3 separate regions of the Homo sapiens genome follow, and regions 2 and 3 are each linked to region 1. A link is a loop called in an ENCODE intact Hi-C map of the cell type or tissue named here. Cell type or tissue: IMR-90. All regions are shown on one strand.

Evidence for each region. Hi-C counts contacts between places; a loop is a spot of excess contacts. Peaks named below come from ENCODE experiments on the same cell type or tissue, not always from the same donor. Only the 100,000 strongest peaks of a DNase experiment are listed, where the experiment ranks them.
Region 2: a loop joins it to region 1, with 3 times the contacts of the local background. A loop is called at or near these places in 17 of 110 quality-filtered maps.
Region 3: it touches region 1 in a loop (5-fold over the local background); 8 of 110 quality-filtered maps call a loop at or near these places.

The regions. Positions count from the first base shown.
Region 1 is chr14:59,435,757-59,440,756 of GRCh38, reverse strand. No RefSeq gene overlaps it. Among named protein-coding and RNA genes, the nearest start is that of GPR135, 27 kb to the left of the region's middle. RefSeq lists an enhancer at 1,576-1,745. In IMR-90, no CTCF peak of the experiment used is centred here; DNase peaks (open chromatin) are centred at 1,026, 1,326 and 2,406; H3K27ac peaks cover 980 bases.
Region 2 is chr14:58,492,214-58,497,213 of GRCh38, reverse strand. It overlaps KIAA0586, which reads right to left. Exons shown (of 31, transcript NM_001329943.3): 26 at 4,939-5,000. Among named protein-coding and RNA genes, the nearest start is that of KIAA0586, 67 kb to the right of the region's middle. In IMR-90, no CTCF peak of the experiment used is centred here; no DNase peak of the experiment used is centred here.
Region 3 is chr14:59,275,836-59,280,835 of GRCh38, reverse strand. The region is part of intron 2 of DAAM1 (dishevelled associated activator of morphogenesis 1); the gene reads right to left. Among named protein-coding and RNA genes, the nearest start is that of DAAM1, 90 kb to the right of the region's middle. In IMR-90, no CTCF peak of the experiment used is centred here; DNase peaks (open chromatin) are centred at 2,475 and 4,945; H3K27ac peaks cover 137 bases.

The DNA.
Region 1 (5,000 bases):
AACATATTCTCTGCTTTTGGAGAACTTCTCAACCTTTCTAAAATATTGTATTGGTATTCTGGTTGTTGACATGATGTGGAAAAGATGTAGAGGATACAGTTGGAAAGAAATGTCAGTTTATTTAGTGCACATTGAAACATCAATAGTCGTGCTGTGAGACACAGAGCAAGAGGTTGAAGTGTGGACTGTTAAGTGCTGGCTTCCACAGATGTGAGAACCTAGCTATGCTTTGGGACTGCATTTCAAACAACCCCAGGTTCTGTGGGAGGCAGGACTGCTGTTCCACAATGGGGAAGGAGAGAATAGGTTTGCTCCATGTGATATACTGGGGCATCTCTTAGTGTTCGCCTGTCTAAAGTTGACAGTGAAGGAACAGTGCAGATCATTGGCCCTAAGGAGGGCATAGTGAGCAGGGCTTCGATGGCACAGTAATGAGGGCCTGGGTCACCCCTATGGGCAAGCCACCCGGTCTAGTGGAGGTACCAGCCAAAAGTAATGAGAATTCAAAAATTGAATATTAGTTGCAACTCTGCAATCAGGTGCAGCAGTGGGGATTATACTTCATTCCACCAACTTTCCTTTTGTAAATTTCACTGGAAAAGAGACCAACCAAAAGGAAGCAGGTGGTGTGACTGTTTTATACAAAGCAAATGGATCTGAGCAGTTCAAAGGGTGCACTGAATGGATAATGTGGTGTCTTGCTCAGATACCTGCTTCAGGACCAAGGCATTCATTTCCCCAGCTGTCAGAATTATTACCTGTTGATGGCTCAGAGCAAATCCCTCACCAAGAATTGCCCTCAGGTGAAAGGAATTTCTTCACCCAGCATTATGACCACTCCCCAGGTGCAGCCCACATCCAATGACTGGTCAGTGTGGTGATATACAAATCAGGCCCCCTTGCCTTAATTTGGAACAACTCAGAAAGGCCAGCGTAGCTTCCAAGCTCCAGTGGGATTAGCTGAGATGTTTTTTTGCAATTACATCACAATTCGACTCTTTTTGCTCAACCCTGGTTCCTTAACGTCTCACAGTTTTTATCTTGAGACCATTGCACAATAAACTTCCCATACACAAATCTGTTTCTCTATCTTTTTCCTGGGAAATATGACATAAGATAGTTTCCTATTAAATATTTTTAAAATATGTAGGAAATGTATGTTTGTGACATCTTTTATCAAAAATATTCTGGAAATATGCTATGCTTGAGTTTATTTTAACTAATTTAGCAAACCTTAGTAAAGCAAATGTAAAGATTTAGCAACGGAATAATATTTGGCAATTAGCTGTAAATCACTGGACAGGCATTTAAAGCATGCTATTTGGATGGCTATGCTTCATTTTTAAGTAATTCATATGTGTTCAGCCAAATCAAATAAACTGCTTTAGTTCTTTTCATAACATCTGAGGTTAATAAAATAAGTAAAAGGGTTGATAAGCTTTCAGTTTTCCATGTTTTTAATTTATGAAACATTTTTAAACTAAGCTTTGTCGTCATGAAACATGTTTTTATGCCTAAGGTTTATTGATTTTCTACCTCATGCTTTCAATAGTTTGACTTACTTTGTCTAATATGACAAGTTCAGAATTCATTAAACATTATTTTGTTGAAATTTTATTTCTCTAAATGGGAGGTTCTATATTAAATGTCTTTAAAAATTCGTTTCACAACTATATTGATGCTAATGAGGCCTGAGAGATAGCAAGTGATAAAGCAACATTGTAGAAGCTGTTCAAATGTGTTTTTTTATGACAACTCAGAGATACTATTCACAAACCATACTATTTATCCTTTAAAGTGTACAATTCAGTGGTTTTTAGTCTATTCACAGACTTGTGCAACTCTCACCACGATCTAACTTCCTAACCTAAAAAGAAACCCCATACCCACTAGCTGTTCCTCTGCATTTCCCTCTCCTCCCGGTCTCTGGAAAACACTACTCTCTATCTCTATGGATTGGTATATTCTGGATATTTGATATAAATTAAGCATACAATATGTGGTCTTTAGCATCTGACTTCTTTCTCTCAGCATGATGTTTTTGAGGTCCATTCATGCTGTAGCTCATATCAGTACTTCTTTCTTTTTATTCCTGAATAATATTCTGTTTTTCAGATAAAAACACATTTTGTTTACTCATTCATTAGGTGATGGACATTTGAGTCATTTCCACTTTTTAGGTATTGTGAACAATGCTGCTATGAACATTGTGTATGAGTTTTGTGAGGACATTTGTTTTCATTTCTTTTGAGTATATACCTAGGAGTGAAATTGCTGGGTCATATGGTATCACTTGGTTGACCATTTTGAGGAACTGCCAAATCATTTTCCAAGGCAGCTGCACCATTTTACATTTCCACTAGCAATGTATAAGGATTCCAGTTTCTTCACACCCTCGCCAATACCTCTTATGGCTATTGCTTTGTTTTGTTTTTAGTATTAGTCACCCTGACAGGCATGAAGTGGTATCTTATTGTGGTTTTGACTTGCATTTCCCTAATAATAATGATGTTGAATGTCTTTTATGTGCTTGTTGGCCATTTCTATTTAATATGTCTCCTTTGGAGAAATGTCTATATAAGTATTTTCCCTATTTCTAAATTGGGTTATTTGTCATTTTATTGTTGACTTGTAGGAGTTCTTTATATACTCTGGATACAAGTTCCTGTCATATATCAAGATTGCAAATATTTTCTGTCATATTGTAGGTTGCCTTCTCACTTTCTTGATAAAATCTTTGATGTCCCCAAGTTTTTTATTTCTATGAAGTCCAATTTATCTTTTTTGTTTGTTTTATTGCTTGTGCTTTTATTGGCCTACCTAAACAGGCTTATCCTAAGTTCTCAAAGATTCACATGTGTGTTTTCTTGTAAGAGTTTGTTTCTTTTGGCTCTTTTATTTAGGTCTATTTTGAGTTGATTTTTATAGACAGTGTGCGGTAGGAGTCTAATTTTATTCTTTTGCACGTAGATATCTAATCGTCACCGTACCATTTGTTGAAAAGATTATTCTTTCCCCCATTGAATTATCTCGGGACACTCACTGAAAATCAATTGATTATAAATATGAGGGTTTATTTCTGGATTCTCAATTCCATTCCAGGATATGGGTTTATCCTTCTGTCAGTTTCACACTGTCTTGTTTACAATAGCATTGTAATAGTAAGCCTTGAAATTGTGAAGTGTGAGCCTTCCAGTTTTGTTATTCTTTTTCAAGATTGTTTCTGGGCCTCTTACATTTCCATGTGGATTTTAGAATCAGCTTGTCAACTTTTGCAAGAAAGCCAGCTGGGAATTTGATAGGGATTTCATTAAATCTGTAGTTCAATTTATAGAATATTGCCATCTTAATGATATTAAATCTTCCAGTCAGTGAACACAAGCTGTCTTTCCATTTGTTTAGGCGTTCATTCATTGCATTCAACATTTTTTTGTAGTTTTCAGAGTACAAGTTTTATACTTTTTTTTGTGAAATTTGTTCCTAAGTGTTTTATTCATTGTGCTGCTATCATAAATGGAATTCTTTTCTTAATTTCATTTTGGATTCTTCATTGTTAGTGTATAGAAATACAACTGTTTTTAATATTATTTTTTAGCCTGCAAACTTACTGAACTTGTTAATTAGTTCTTTTTAAGCAGATTTCTTATTCAAATACAATATGTCATCTGCAAATAAAAATAGTTTTACTTTTCTTCTTTCTGAACTAGATGCCTTTTATTTGGCTATAATTGCGGTTTTTGCCAATAAAAAGTAATGGCAAAAACCACAATTACTTTTGCACCAACCTAATATTTCATTTTTCTTACCTAACTTCCCTGGCTATAACCTTCAGGTTGAATACAAGTGGTGAGAGCAGACATCTTGTCTTTTTCCTGATCTTAGGGGGAAAGTATTGTCTTTCCCAGGTAAATATTAGCTCTGGGCTTTTAGTACATGCCTTTCATCATCAGGTTGTGGAAGTTCTCTTCTATTCCTGTTAATAGTTTGCTGAATGATTTTTTGTCATGAAAAGGCTTTGGATGTTGTCAAATGCTTTTTAATGCATCTGCTGAGGTGGTCATGTGGTTGATTGATTTTTGGATGTTAATCCAACCTTGCATTCCTAGGATAACTGGTATATAATGGTGATAATGGTATATAATCCATTATAGTTGAATTGTCTATTTCTCCCTTCCATTCTGTCTGTTTCTCCTTCATGCATTTTCAGTTCCTGTTACTTGCATATTTGTTTATAATTGTTATATCTTCCTTATGGATTGACCCTTTTATCATTGTTCAGCATTTTTGAATGTCTGAGAAATGAATCAAGTGAGGATACAGCAGATAACCTACAGAATTCTGCATCTGCTGAGCCAGATTTTCTGGTAATTTTTTTGAAAATTTCCCAGTAATTTTGTTGAAATTGCATTCAGAGCAACAGATGGGAGTGCAAGAAAGATTGATCGTTATACTAGTTAGGAAGCTTTCAGCTGTAAGAAATGGAAACCCCAACTCTAACTAGCCTAAACAATAAAGCTGACTTATCAGTACACCCAACTGCAGAGTCAAATTGCTTTTGCAACCAGAGTTCCTCATTTGAACCACAGAACATAAAAGTAATTTGAGTAACTTTTCTCAGTTCACCCAAGGATAGGACATACTTAGTACCATTCCAGTTGCATAGGACAGAAGCTACATTATTGCATGCAATGTATATCTTAGGGCTTATTTCTTCTATTGAACTTTGAGAAAGACTGGTCCCATAGTAGTGTAAGCTTCAGATTTATTTTGATCAAGGACCCTGTTTCAATGTGAGTGTGGTGTTTTTGTTTACTTATGTTTTGTGTAAATTCTGGTCTCTCTCATGTGTAGAGTTTATCTTCAAACTGGTTTTCCTCTGGATTAATAGGTGGGTGAGATAGCAGCCAGGGGAAGGAGGTAGCTTTTCCCCTCAAAGCCATGGAAAAAATGTCCTGAATCCTGCTTTGATGGTCAGCATTAAGTCATATGTCCATCCCTAA
Region 2 (5,000 bases), 940 kb after region 1:
ATCACCTGAAGTCAGGAGTTCCAGACAATCCTGATCAACATGGCAAAAACCCATCTCTACTAAAAATACAAAATTAGCGGGCATGGTAGTGCATGCCTGTAACCCCAGCTACTCGAGAGGCTGAAGCAGAAGAATCACTTGAACCCAGGAGGTGGAGGTTGTGGTGAGCCGAGATCCCGCCACTGCATTCCTGCCTGGGCAACAAAAGCGAAACTCCGTCTCAAAAAAAAAAAAAAAATTGTTTTAAATGAAATCTATGAAATAAATGAACAAATGAAAAAATATAAGACTCCTATTTTCTTTCTGTATTAAAAAATTATATATCCTAATCACTAGTACATTTTATGACTTGAGATATTCTAATTAATGAATTTACTAATTAAGAACTGAAGCAAAATTCCAATTATCTGAAAGCTCCCATGTTTCTCATTTAAAAGGGGTTTAATTTCAACCAACAAGTGTTTTTTTTAACTAGACTATATGAAGAAATCACTGCTGAAACACCTTTGATGATTCCATTGACTATAAAATAAAATCTAAACTTCTTAGCTCAACATTCAAGATTCTCTTCAATTTGCCTTCATTCTCCTATGTACATCTCTATCTCTCCTTATTCCCTTAGCCTGACTCTTCTTTAGGAATACTGATTGCCTCAACATCCTTTAAATTAAAAAATACTGTTCATAATTAATATGAAATCCCTTGGAGACTCTTGGGCAGTGTTTAGAATGATGGCAATTATGTTTTCCCCAGAAATTAATGAGAAATATTTCACAATGCCTATATTACTCTGACAGTCTACAGTAACTTCTCTGTTGTGAATCTGTTTTCTAGGATATTTGCAACTGCTGAACTATTTAACACCTTAAGAATACTCTATGACCCTACTGAAGACTTATCTTGCCTATTTACAAAATGGTCTCATACTCATAAGTATCTCTGAGTTTTGGATTATACTCAATGCTTAAGTTCATGCCAATTTAAGTCAGGTTGCCTATAATGCAGAGTAATATACCTAGCCCATCTACATATATGTACAAATTACAGTTTTGCCATCAGTGAGCTTTCACTGACCAAATGCCCCTCTAAGCAAGAAGTTTCAAGCACAAAGAAAAGCCACAACTTAGCAAAGCAATATTTTAACTTATAATGTATCAATATTACTAGTTCTTATTACATAGCCCTTTAGACAAGAAAATATGCAAAATGTCACTGTTAATCAGACTGGCAAAAATTTAAGATTAAAAGCATTATGTGTGACATGGGAAAGGGATCTCATACAGCTAGGGGCAATTTTTCAGTGCCTATTTAAATTATGAATGCTTATATCTTTGAGCCAGCAATTCCATGCCTTAGTATCTAAATCTAGAAAAATAATTTCTCATGAGTACAAAAAAAGGATTTTATACCTAGTATAGTTTGATTAGAGAATACTTGGAACCAATCTAAAAATCCTTCAATAGGAGAATAATTAAACTATGGTATACTACATAGTAGGTAAAAAGAATATAGTAGATCTTCAGGATTTATGTTAAATTTTAAAAAGCCTTGCAACCTGCTTTTTAAAATTTAAAATTGCACAACAATATATACACACACCTCAAAATTATATACTAAGCCAGAAATGGTGGCTCATGCCTATAATCCCAGGACTTTGGAAGGCTGAGGCAGGAGGATCACTTGCGGTCAGAAGTTGGAGATCAGCCTAGCCAACATAGTGAGACCCCGTCTCTGCAAAAAATAAAAAATTAGCTAGGTATGGTACACGCCTATAGTCCCAGCTACTCTGGGGGCTGAGATGGGAGGATTGCTTGAGTCCAAGAGTTCGAGGCTGCAGTGAGCTGACTGAGCCACTGCACTCCAGCCTGAACAACAGACTGAAACTCTGTCTCAAAAAGATTCACACACATATATATATATACACACACACACACACATACACACATATACATATACACAAATATATTTTTATACATATATAAATGCTTAATGCTTAGAAAAAGATCTGGAGAAGATAGAATTCTAACTTCTGCATTGCTGGTCTAGCCAGGACAGCACAGTAACAAAGGCTGCCAGCTCTCAAAATCAACACTGGAGTAACTACAGAGGTGAAAAAGAACCCATAGATTCTGAGAACTAAAGTAAAAGTTGTGAAAAGCCCCTGGAAAGACAGACAGTTAACTCAAACTGGAACGCGTGGAAAGAAAGGGGCTGCATCCTAGCGAGGAGGCTGTGTGGAGGGGCTTTGTGAGAGGAATGAATGGAGAAAAGTCATTGTTTCTTCCTCCATTAATTTGAGATTACTGCTTGCCCCTCAACCATAAAAGTCTTCTTATTAACAACCCCAGCTGCAAATGCTGGCGCCCCAGAGTAATATCAGGGAACATGAAGGCCTAGCTATGGTGACAACTATAGATGAAATCTGTCCAGAAGCCCATCCGTGGGCATCATTCCTTCACCTTCTTCCCCTCCAAGCCCCAGGACTAGTGGATTACAAACCCTCCCAAAGCAACGTCTTCCTAAGGGCTTAAAGACACAATAATCACCAGGAGAGCCATATAGTGGAGTAACAGCAAACAGCAGGGACAGTGACCAAGGGTGGTTCTGTGCTGCCTAAGGCTCTCCTCCCTAGGGCTCTCTCCTCCCCTCTTCTTTAACTCTCTGAAACAGACCATGGTTTTATCCTTACCCAAATTCTCAGACAGAATAGTTGATCCCATCAGTGAAATAAGAACTCACAGGTCAAAAGAACCAGATACCTGAGGAGTCAATAAGTTTAAAAAAGAAAAAAAAAACAGACAACAAAGTGAATGATATTAATCAGACAGACAGACACAGAGTAGGCGATAAGAAAAGATATTAAAATGCAAAGCAAAAAAAAAAACAACAAAAAACAAGAATGTCAAGTATGAAAAACACAATAAACGGGATAAACAGTATAGCAGAGAACAAATTAATAGTTAGCAGATCAGATTGGGGAGTTCTCCCAGAATGGAGAAGAAAAGAAAGACAGAAAATTTAAGGGATAAGAAAAACAGAAGTAGAAGTGTCAATATCTGGAAATAAGAGTTCTAGAGAGAGGGGGGAAAAATGAAAGGAAGAAAAAAAAAAGAGAAAGAAAGAATGAAGATAAATTTCCCAGCATCTAAAAGATAAAAACGTCTGATACAATTGCACGAATAAATACACTGATATTAGTGATTTCCAAAAAGAAAGAAAACTAGGATTAGTCAGTGGAATTTATAAATTTATGCAGACACTTCTGCTATTTGCCACCTCTTTTTGTACCATTTGCTTGTCTCATTCTCTCTCCCTTCTTCCCTCTCCCTCTTTCTCTCTCCTTTCCACCCGCACATGCGCTTTCTCTCTCTCCTCTCCCTCCTTTCTCTCTCTCAGCTTAATGGTTTCGATACTAATCATCTTAATTTCTGCAGCTATGAGAGTATGTTTTTGAATTTAGCAACACAGATATCACAACTAAGATTTTTCCAGTGAAATGATCTATTGCTAACTAAAGTTGCAGAAAATTTAATTATTTTAAATTCAGAAGGAATATGTTAAGCCTTCATTTTTTCCCATTACTAAATTTTATATCTTCTCCTACCTTTCCTAATCATTTAAAGTTTTAAAAATAAAAACAGAAAATAAAACCAACCATCTCCTTGGGCCCTATATAGTCTTCAGATCTCCAGCTCATCTAAAGCCAGTTGACATTTGTTCATGCGAAGACAACCAGATATGATAGAAACAGCACTATAGATCAAGAATCCTAGTCCCAGCTCCATCATTAACCAGTCTGAATGACAATGTTGTATATTTCTACCTGGAATTTCCTTAAGCACCTTAAATATAATGTGTATATCAAACTCATTAGTTTCCCCACAAAATCTGGCACTCTTCTGTCTGCACTTCTAAGCCAACAACTCTATAATCACCCATCCAAGCTCCTAAGGTAGGAACCTCAAGATTATCCTTAAAAAAAAGCTTCTTTACCTCTCTCAACCAATGACCAATTACTGTCAATCCTATGCCCTTAAATTTAAATCTCTCTCCTCTCTATTTCTGCTGTAACTGTCTTTGTTCTCATTCTCTCTTGCTGGGACTACTCCAGTGGTGTTCTGACAGATCCCCCATGTCTCCCTCATTTGTTTATGGCTTCATACTCCTTCCTAAGGCAACTCCCTTGTCCAAAAACCTTCATGGGCTCCACAGTGCCCAAGCCTTACCATGGCCTAAATAAAATGTTCTTTATGATCATCTGGTTCAATCTCCTTCTCCAGATGTATCTGATTCTTCATCTAAAGTTCTAGCCACACAGAGATTTTCAATACTTTCCAAATATGCTTTAATATTTCTTGGCTGTCATCCCTTAACAAATGGTATTTCTGCTTCTGAAATGTCCTTCCCTTTCGTTGCTGCCTGCAAAGTCCTACTCCATCTTTAAAGACTGACATCAATGTAATATTGTGTATGAAGTGTCATCTAACTTCAGGCAGAGTCTTTTCTCCTGTGTGTTCATATAGTACTTGTAAATACAGCTATTTGATTAGTTATTGCACTGTTGAATAATTACTTGTGTAAGCCCTTATCTTCCTACATGACTGTAAGCTGCTTAAAGGTAGGGGTCATGTCTTACTTATCTTTGTATCTTTTCCAAGGTTGTGTCTGGCATATAATGGATACTTAATAAATAATTGCATAATGAATCCTCACAAAGCTTCAGCTTTTTTAGCAGTAGAACAAGGTGGTTGGAACAGATGGTCTAAATTCCTTTCTGTTATAAAACTCTACAGTTCCATGATTCCAAGTTAAAGTTGCTGTAACACTGACCCTTGAAAAAACCAAAATACTAGCATGCTTTAACTAGTAGTAAGAATATTTTAATTTTTTCCTGTATTTAGATCTAACCAAAAAAAAGTCATTAAAGTTAAAAAGTACCTCTGAATGATAGACTGCTTGCTGGGAAACTGCTGACTCCTGGTTTTGTTTAGCAAAAGAAA
Region 3 (5,000 bases), 160 kb after region 1:
TTGCACATGCTGTTCCCCTTTTCCAAGGGCCCACCATGTCTAAGAGGCAATCCTATTCATATAAGCTTTTACAAGGCATCAGCTATTCCCTCCAGGTAGCCTATCCTGCCTTTCTGGGGATGAGTAGCTCCTCTGTACTTTGTGGAATTTATCACATTGCTATATGTTATTGGTACGTCTGACTCTCATTGTGAACTCGTTCCCAAAAGACGCGAACTCAATTTGTTCTATTCATCTTTGCATCAGTACTTAAAAGCAGTCTGACATAGCAGAAATGAAAAAAAAAAAAAAAAAAAAAAAGGAAGGTGTGCAGAAAGTAGAGAAGATGGGGAAGCTGGGAGGGAGGAAGGGAAGGGATATTTCAAGATATAGTGAGGATTATTTGATTATTTTATTGTTTAGAGATAGGGTCTCTCTCTGTCATCCAGGCTGGAGTGCAGTGGTGTGATCATAGCTCACTGTAACCTTGACCTCCTGTGCTCAAGTCATCCTCCAGCCTCAGCCTCCCAAAGTGCTGAGATTACAGGCATGGGCCATGGCACATGCCCAATGCATTTTAAAGATTAAAGCCTATTATTTGAGGTGAAATGCACATACAGTGAAATGTACACATGTTAAGTATACAGTTTTTGAGTTTGGCAAAGGTATACATTGAAGTAACACTTAACACCTTAGAATCTAGTGGTACCATCTTATACTCATGTCAGCAATACACGGCAGTTCCAGTTACTCCACATTCTCATCAACACTTGGTGCTGTTTTTTTAAATTTTAGCTCTTCTAGTTTCTGTTAAGTACGATCTCAATGCAGTTTTAGTTTACGTTTTCCTAATGACAACTGGTGCTAAATATAACTTTTCACATGTTTACTGGCCATTCATACATGTTCTTTTGTGAAATGTTTGTTCAAATCTTTTGCCCATTTTTATTGAGTTACCTGTCTTATTTTTACTGATTTAAAGTAATTCTTTATATATCCTGGAAACATGTCCTTTGCCAGAGGTATATATTAAGAATATTTCTCCTAGCCTGTGGCTTGCCTTCTCATTTTGTTAATATTTTGATCACCACGTGTTTTTTAAAATTTTAATGAAGTCTAATTTATCAATTTTTAAAATATAGTTAATGATTGTAAATCTTCTCTAAGAAATTCTACAACTTACAGGTAAAAAAAAATTGTATGGTTTCTTCTGGAAGCTGTACGGTTTTAGTTTTAGCTTCTATGTTTGAATCTCCAGTCCCTCTCACAGACCCTACTTCTGGATAACACACAGTATTTCTTTAGTTACAAAACAGCTGGATTGTTTTTGCATTGTCTCTTCTAACTATGCATATTCATTTAGATAGGCTGCTGGGCAAGAAGGGCAATGAAAGCAAAGTTGATGGGAGAAGGAAAAAATAATGGATACAAAACAATTTGAAAATCATTCTTCAAATTACTTCAAGGTAACATTTCAGGAGATTTTTCATTTTGGTAATTAAATTCTAAAGGAAGCATTCATGAAAAATAAAGCAATTAGTATCACTGTATCTCAATAGTATCTCTTAACATGAATTTCTTAGAAAAAGTAGATCTACAGAGCCAGAAAGCGGATGATTGTCTGGGGCCTAGAGGCAAGGGCAGGGATGACTGCAAATGGGCACAAGGGGAGATGGGATGCTGGAAGTGTTATAAACTATGGCGGTGATGGTTAACAACTATAAACATTTATTAAAACTCAAACTGTACAATTACAAGAGGTGAATTCTATGACATATAAATTATCCCTCAATAAAGCTGTCAAAAAAAATCAAGCCTGCTTGTTGGAGCCCCAGGAAAACAAACAAAAAATTCTATATAGACAAAGTAGAAAAAATACAGCTTTGTATATACATAGTAAGAAAAGAAAATTCTGTTTGAACATTAGATAAACCAAGGAGTTGGCTTAAAAGAGAAACTGATTGGAAAGAAGTGTATGAAGAAGGAGGAAAGAAAACTGTGTACTCCTTTAAAGTAAGTAGCTCAATCTGGGAAATGTTACAGTTTCAGACACAGCATTCCTTTGAAATCAAAGATCACTTCCTTAAAATATTCTTATCCTTTCTTTGAAAGTTACATAAATTATATTAGTGTGTATTCCATTTAGGCCAAGCAACAGGCAATGTTTTCCCCAAGGTCCCTTTGTAATTAAGTGATATGTTAATATTAACAAGAAGTCCTTAAGAACCTTTTCAGTTTGTTTTTCCCCCTAATACTGACTCTACAGAAAAGTATAGTAGTGTCCTCTTATTCTCTGAATTCTGAATTCACTTTCTGCCATTTCAGTTACCTCTAGCCAACTGTGGTCCAAAAGTATAAATTAAGAATTCTAAAAGAATAAATTCCAGAAATAAAAAATTCCTAAGTTTAAAATTGTGTGTCATTCTGGGTATTGCAATGAAATCTCACTTAGTCCTGTGCAGGCCATGAATCACCCTTTGTCCAGCATATTCAGGCTGTATACATTCCTTGCTCATTAGTCATGAATATCTAACCATCAGCATCCTCATGGTTCCATGAGCCAGGTTCACCCGCAGCAGATGATCTTCCTCCTGACATTTCATCTCAAGGTCAATAGTAGGCTAACACTACCTCGTGATGCCTATGTCATTCACCTCACTTCATCTGATCACACAGGCATTTTATCATTTCACATCATCACCAAAAGAAGGGTGAGTACAGTAAGATATTTTAAGAGAGGAGGAGACCACATTCACATTAACATTTATTACAACCTATTGTTATAACTGTTCTATTTTATTATTAGTTATTGTTGTGAATCCCTTACTATGCCTAATTTATAAAGTTTAACATAGATATATATGTATAGGAAAAAAACATAGTATATATAGCGTTCAGTACTATCTGTGGTTTCAGGCATCCACAGGGGAGGGGAGGGTTTTAGATGGGCCATATCCCCTGCTGGTAAGGGAGGACTACTGTACCAGATCATCTGTGAGTTAACAGCCAGGTTTTTCACTATGATTACAAACAGATGTAATTACTCAAACCCCAGGAAGCACCCTAGTTGAGTATAGAATCTAAATCTTACTACATCTTAGACTTGGGTGGCCGAGCTCCTTTCATTGGTCAGAGAATTTTTTTTTCATGTTATTCTCTATGGATAGAGTTTTAAAAGTCAAAGGAAAATGATTAAGCAAGAGATAAAAGGAGAAACCTTTGCATCAAGCATCATGCCTCTCCAGAGAAAGTTTTAGTTTCTCAAAAACTAAAACCAACAGATTAAAAGGCTCTTCTTCTTGGAGATGATATTAATTATACTTTTATATATTTATATATTTTACATATTTATAATATTTTGGAGAAAAGATTTTTTTTTATTATTAAGAAGAAAGGACCTCTGAGGGAAGCCCAGCTGTGGGAACTAAAGTTCTAGGCTTCATCCGTAACAAAGTGCATTATTAAGCCCCACTTCTAAGAGATTCTGTACAAAGAAACCTTACCAATTCCACACTGTAGAATAAGCAGGCAGTTCTGTAGAGAAACCTACATAAATCAGAAAACAATTGGCATGCTACAAATCAATCGAAGGAAATGGATTCATTTGCTAGATAAAGCAAGGGAAGGAATTTTGAAATAATATACAATAAGGGTCTTGAATGAGTTGAAAGACTAACACTTTGGAAGAAAAAGCTCTTTTCAGAGATTTTAGCTAAACTGAAATATGGGATCATTTATAAAACCTCTAAAGCAATATCTAAAGCATTTATTATTTGAAAATCTACCTAATCAATAGATTTCAATGAGATAAAATACAAGTTTTTGGCTAATAAGAGAAGTCACTAAGAAATTCAGGATATCTATTTCTAATGAGTTAACTAACTCTTTACATACATACAAATATATATTTAGATAAGGTCTGAGGACATTCAAATAATGATTGAGGTGGGGGAATGGGCAGGAGGACTAAGAAAAACGAGAGAAAGAAGCTAAGACAGGCCCTTGAGGTTAGCCTGCCAATCAACTCGCTATTTGTATGTGATTGTGTTTGGGGGTTTTGTTTTTTGTTTTCTTTTGTTTTGCTTTTTAATGGTCCTTGATAAGGTACCTGTCCATCTGACTCAATGTACAGAGTTCACAGAATTACCAACCATTTTCTTACTCAGACAAGTCTAACTTTTATTTTTCAAATTAGATACCTCAGATATTTGTCCAGAATAAACAGCCCCAATTCACCTATCCTAACTCCACCCAGAAAGGGTTTCCCACAAGCCCAGCAGGCTGCAAGCCTTCAGTTCATCTCAAGGATACACTCAACATTAGCAGTGCCTTTTCTGAGTTTAACCCTCTCCTCCCACCCCACAACTCAACACTACCAGAAATAAGTTAAGCCCCTGGAGAGGCACCTAAGCAGACCTCAAGTCACATGACATGGTGATAGTACAACATCAAGGGGAAGAAGCTGTGACCTAAAGACACATGACATGGTGATAATAAGTACAACATCAAGAGGAAGAAGCTAATGGCAGATTGAAGGGTGATGCTTTGGCAGCAAATAAACAGAAAACATTTTTATAAAATGCATGGAGAAAATGTACTATTAAGCTATGATAATTCATTAAATATATAAACATCCAGCCCCATTACAGCAAATGACCATCTCATCTGGGAATCATGAATTGCCAAAGAAGCACTTAAAATTTAACTGCAATGACTCTGAGAATAATATTTTAGTATGATGGTGGTTAGAAATCTGAAAGCTAGGTAAGATTTTTGTCAGTTTCCATAGAGGTGCATTCAGTGAATTATTACCTGCTCCCAACCAGTCAGGAAAAACATAAATGGAAAACAAGAGAGAGCTTTAAGCCCTAAAAGGGATTGGTAAACACAGAGAACAAACCTTGGAGGTTTTCAGCCTGTAAAATTTCTGCCAATATTCTTAGTCATTACATGAAATACCACAATATGACTCACCACCACCTACACAGTAATATTCTCTGTGTCTGATAGACATGTTTTCA